2 separate regions of the Homo sapiens genome follow, and region 1 is linked to region 2. A link is a loop called in an ENCODE intact Hi-C map of the cell type or tissue named here. Cell type or tissue: Caco-2. All regions are shown on one strand. Each heading gives the region's core, and the rest is flanking DNA. Links, peaks and the distances in the headings are about the cores only.

What was found. Hi-C counts contacts between places; a loop is a spot of excess contacts. Peaks named below come from ENCODE experiments on the same cell type or tissue, not always from the same donor. Only the 100,000 strongest peaks of a DNase experiment are listed, where the experiment ranks them.
Region 1: a loop joins it to region 2, with 10 times the contacts of the local background. A loop is called at or near these places in 1 of 110 quality-filtered maps.

The regions. Positions count from the first base shown.
Region 1 is chr3:151,438,245-151,441,164 of GRCh38, forward strand. It overlaps IGSF10 (immunoglobulin superfamily member 10), which reads right to left. Exons shown (of 8, transcript NM_178822.5): 8 at 1-353. Among named protein-coding and RNA genes, the nearest start is that of IGSF10, 21 kb to the right of the region's middle. In Caco-2, for the core only: CTCF peaks have their summits at 1,541 (motif pointing right) and 1,743; no DNase peak of the experiment used is centred there.
Region 2 is chr3:151,637,791-151,640,710 of GRCh38, forward strand. All of the region lies in intron 3 of LINC02066 (long intergenic non-protein coding RNA 2066), which reads left to right. Among named protein-coding and RNA genes, the nearest start is that of MIR5186, 73 kb to the left of the region's middle. In Caco-2, for the core only: no CTCF peak of the experiment used is centred there; DNase peaks (open chromatin) are centred at 971 and 1,421.

The DNA.
Region 1 (2,920 bases), core at 187-2,686, 200 kb before region 2:
AGTATAAAGTTCCATTGTTGAAAAGGGTATATCTCCTAGTCCTGTGGCCACTGTCATCGGCTTGCATTGCATTGTTGATCATGGTTCCATCAGGCAAACTCCAAGATATCTCTGGCACTGGGGAGCCGGAAGCTTTGCAATCTACTTGGAAATCTTTCCCATGGAGCACTTGCTTTCTAAAATACTGCTTGTGGTCAATTTTGGCAGGTTTCAGTCTTAGGCTAACATGCATCAGTATCAGATCATCCCCCATTTTGTTTCTTGCCACACACAAGTAGACACCACTGTCTTTTTCTGTTACTGATCCAATAAACAGGGATCCATTAGGGTAGACGTGGATCCAGCTGCCCACTCTAAGGAGAAAAGAGATTCATTTGAGTGTGCAGCTGTTAGCAATGAGGGAAACTGTTTTACTCAGGATTGCCTCCCTCTGCCCCAGCTTTATTGAAGCATGACCAATGAAAATTGTGTATCTTTGAGGTGTAGAACATGACATTTTGAGAGAGATATATATACATTTTGAGGTGTGTGTGTATATATATACACATATTTGAGATATATATATATATACATTTTGAGATATATATATATACACATACATTTTGAGGTATATATATATATAGAGAGAGAGAAATGACCACGATTAACTAGCATGTCCATCACCTCATAGTTACCTGTTTTTGTATGTGTGATTAGCTTTAAATTGTTGCAATAAAAAAATAAAATTACTACCAGCTTATTGTCTTCTAAGCCATTTGCTGAAAGATGAAATTATCTAATTGAACAGGTATAATTTAGTGCAAGTAAGTATTTCTCAGATGGAATTCAAATGAATCTCCGTTACATAGTAATTTTTTAAAAAAAATCTTAATGAAGAGGCACATGCTAGAAATATGGGAGTTCTAGACACCATGACTTCCTTGACCATTTCACATACCAAGTAAACTAATTGGATCCACAAACATGGTGATTTTGTAATATATATAGGTAAACTCAGTTGCTCAGAAAAGATGCCAGATGATACTTTCTAAACAGTTATTAGTAACAAAACAATTACTGAATCATTTGGTTAGAAAATTCTACTTTGGCTGGGCACAGTGGCTCACACCTGTAATCCCAGCATTTTGGGAGGCCAATGTGGGCAGATCACTTGAGGGCAGGAGTTTGAGACTAGCCTGGCCAACATGGCAAAACCCCATCTCTACTAAAAATACGAAAAATTAGCTGAGCATGATGGCACATGCCTGTGATCCCAGCTACTCGGGAGGCTAAGGCTTGAGAATCGCTTGAACCCAGGAGGCTGGGGTTGCAGTGAGCCGAGATCACACCACTACACTCTAGTCTGGGTGACAAAAATGAAACTGTTTTAGAAAAAAATAAATTTTACTTTGTTAGAATACCAACGCAAGGTTCCTTAGAAGGTTGTTGCAGCATCTGCCCTCTATGGGCAGCTGTACAGTGACTAGTTTTTGCACTAGATTGAGCTGTGTGGAATACCATTTTTCTCCAGATGTACAGTGGCTGCACAGCCTATCATTACCAAATTTAACCACCAGATGGCAGATCTTTCCTGGTAAAACTAAATCTACTTTTTTAGACCAGTGGAGACTCAACTGGTGCTAAAAGTGCTATCAGGGATACCTATATGAGAAAACGTCTTTCTTATTTTTGGGCAACATGGGCTAAGCAGGTAGATAAAACGAGAGGAAAGTAAAAACTGTTTTCATAGCATAAGTGCTAACCAAGTCAAACAGCCTCAAGTCATTTCTCTCTCTCCTATTTTCTATTTACTTTATATTTTTTTGAGACAGGGTGTCACTCTGGAGCCCAGGCTAGAGTGCAGTGGTGAGATCACGGCTCACTGCAGTCTCAACCTCCCAGGTTCAAGCAATCCACCAACCTCAACCTCTGAGTAGCTGGGACTACAGACACACACCACTATGCCCTCCTAATTTTTTTATTTTTTGTAGAGACAGGGTCTCACTGTGTTGCCAAGGCTGGTCTCCAACTTCTGGGTTCCAGCGATCCTCCCGCCTTGGTCTCCCAAAGTGCTGGAATGACAGGCGTGAACCACCACACCCAGTCATCAAGTCACTGTTATTCTCCAGCAAAGGTAAGTATGGAAAGTATTATAGTAAAATATTAGAGAAAATTTTTTTTTCCCCAAGTATGGAAGGAAGTTCTCTGGCATATAAACCAAAGTAAAATCAATACAAATACACCTAAAGGAAGGGAAACTGCCAGGTGCTTTGCACTGGTTGTTTAATCTTGAAGTAATTCCCTCACTATACAGCTGAAAAATTGGTATTTAGAGAGATTTAGCAACTTGCCTTAGGTCACAGGGCTGGTTCTCAAGCCTTACGCTTTCCACCATGCTATACTGGCATTCTTTCCTAATGCTTTCTAAAAGTATTGGTTCTTAAACTTGGCTAAACATTAAAACACTTGTGGAGTTTAAAATAATAATGATGTCTGAGTCTCACCTCCAGAATTTGACTTAATATGTGTGCAGCATGGCTTGGGCATCAGGATTCTTAGAATTTTCCGGATTAAAGGTTTCCATGTGCAGCAAAGAACCACTGTTCTAACTGGGTTCTCAATGAAGATCCCTCATCAGCTGCATTAGAATTACATGGGTCGAGTTTAAGATGCATATTCCCCGGCTTTGGTTTCCTGAAATTCTGCTTCAATAGGTCTCGCCAAGGATGTAGAAACCCACTCTTTAAAAAACTTCCCAGCTAACATAAATAATTAAGTTTGAACACAAGTGTCAAATTTTAGCAACAAAATCACCTGGAGGGCTTTTAAGAACAGATTGCTTATTAAAACAAAATCAGAGCTCCTGATTCAACAAATTCCCAGACAATGCTAATGCTACTGGTAGGGGGTCTTCCCTTGGAGAAAAACTGGCTTAGAGTGA
Region 2 (2,920 bases), core at 330-2,829:
ACCTCTCTGTGCCTGGTTTCCAAATAGATAGAATAAGGATAATTATAATATGTATCTCATGAGTTTATTGTGAGGATTAGGTAAATGAATGAATATAAAGTACTTAGAACAGAGGTTGGTGCATAGTGTGTGTGTATATATGTATATATATATATGTTTATATATATGTTTACTGTTCTTATTAATTTTTCTTGAAAGTAGTTACAATGATTCTCAGTTTCTGGAAAAAAAGCCTCATTTTAATGTCTGCAATTTGGGTTAAGGTTTATATAGAGGGCATAATGGGAAATATGAACAAATTGCATGAAACAAGATGAGTGGTAGAAAACTTAAGGAGAAGTCAGCTATATGGACAACCAGTCATAGTCAGGGAAAAAGTTGGGAGAGCAAAGTTCAAGTAGAGACAATTTGCTTCCCTTCCCCACTCCCTAGCTCCCCAGCTCATGTTAACAATGGTAGAACAACACACACACACACACACACACACACACACACACACACACACACACTCTCTCTCTCTCTCCCCCTCTCTCAATCTCTCTCGCTCATGAAATATTCTGCCTTTTGCATCCAAGCTGTTCTCACGGTGATCATTCAGTCATTTCTTCCATAAACTTGCCTTTTATCCTATAGTTGAAGTGACCGGCTTCACTTCAAGATCAGGTTTGTTGATATTTAAGCAGCTTAGAAATTCTTCAGCTATGGTATCCCTGAGGCCTTTGCTCAATCATCCCAAAGCCAAGAAAGCTTCCGCATTGTGTTGTAGTAATTTTTTCAGAATTTAGGATATGAATGCAGTTTTCTGAGCACTACATTACTGTAATATGATTTGAACCCAAATTTAGGTTCCCTGTACAAATCTGTCTGTTACTTCCCCAAATAGAAAACAAAGGGTTGCTCTGATAAGAGCTGTGAACCACAGTGAGGATATGTGGCATGGATAGGCCTGTCTTAACGGGCTCTCCCAATCCCATGGGGCTCCCCATGGCTCATTGCAACTCATGACATAATTCTGGGCAAACTTCAGTGTCCACATTGACCTATCCAGCCCTCTAGGAATTCCTTCAGTCATTCATTTCAAGGACATTTTCTTCACCTCATTTTAGCAACCCACTTTTATGCCAATACTCTGGACCTTCAATTAACTGTAATTGTTTTATCTCTGAAATCTTGAACTTTGACATTCCATCCTTTGATCATAACTTTTGACCCACTTTACTTGCTCTTTCATCTCATTGTAGCTTTGATTGTTATCTGCACTCCCATTTTCTTGGCTCTCTCCTGTCTTTCTCTATCCACCCAGAACTCTCTAGTTAATCATTTTAACCTCCTTCTCAGTAACTCCTCAAGCACTTTCTCACAACTACCGCCAACCCTCAAACCAGGGCCCACAGAACAACCCTTTCTCCCTGGATTGCCACGTGCTGAAGAAAGCACACAAGTGAGTTAATTAGTGTCATCACACATTTGTGATTTACAGTTATGGCTGAGCCCTTGACAGTGAATAAACAGGTGCATGGACTTCAGTCACTCATGTGAGTTGCTCCACATCGTGTGCCACAGGAGAGTAGCAGCAGGACTTCCTTTATTTAATGATGGCTAATACTTCTCCAGAGGAGAATTCTAGAAAAGCAGCTAATGGAACAATAAAATTAGTCACACGAGCCATGATATTTTTGGACAATTCAATAAAGCTCACTGTTTTCATTGCCAGACTTTCCCCTGCTACCACACAGGAATGTGACAGCTGGCTTTCTGGACCCTGATCAGAGAACTGTAGCCTTCTCTAGTTCCTTATGTCATTGTTGCTTCTTTTGAGCAACAGGATCCTACTTACAAAGCTACTTAGAAATCAAGTAATCATTTTACTGTAGGTATGAGGCTTCTCAGGGCCCGAATTGCCTACCAGTGGTAAAGGGCTCAGTAAGGTTACAGATTACTGCCACCTTGGTGTTTCTGATCATTTACCCACACCTCAACTCTCCGCAACCTGTATTCTTGATTGTTTTCCAGATGCAGTGCCCAAACGATAGTTAGAATCCTATCTTTAGGACCCCCTTCACTGAGGAATCTTGGAGGAATTGTGGTTCCTTCCCTAGGTGACCAACCATTCTCATTTTCCCAGAATTGAGGAGTTTTCCAGGATGCAGAACTCTCAGTGCTAAAACCTGGGGAATCCTGGGAAAACCAGGATGATTAAGTCACCTTGTTTATGGCTCCTTCCATGTTACCCCTAAACTTGCTTACATCAGAAAAATATCACTTAACAGCCTTGAGAAGCAGCATTCTCCAGAGGCTACTTGTAAGTCAGCCAGTTCTCAATTACAGCAGTTAATTCTAAACTAAGTCTTTTTATGTACTTAATAAAAATTATAAAAATAGTTCTTAGTTTAATACTCAGATGTGTAGTTGCAAATACTCTCACCAAATGTTTTACTTCCTTTATGCTGGGAGTAGCCCCCTATTTAGGAGGTTGGTGTATGTACACAACAAAACCTTTCTAAGGCACAGGCTGTCCATTCTCTCCCCTTTTTCCCACTCCACCCCACCCTGCTTTCCCTCTGCTCATCTTCGTCAGCTGAGAGGCCCACTGAGAAAAAAAACAAAATGGCGGGTCAGCAAGGTTGCTTCTTTGGCTCTGTTCCACCATTTTGCAATGTCAATCTGTGACTCTTTTTGTCTTCATGGCTTGCCCATGCCCTTATAGCTTATTTTCCTAATCAAAGAATTGTTGGATATGCCATATGGGGCCATGACGCTCCTTTTGGGAGAGAAATGTATCTTTCTTCCAGTCTGATGTAGCATCTATTTTCTTTCGTGGTCCTTCACTATTCAGCAGGTGTGTGTCCCAAGACAGACATAGAAAACATGGTCATTTCTCTAAATTACTGAAGATGGTGTTCCCTCCCCTATAAAAAAA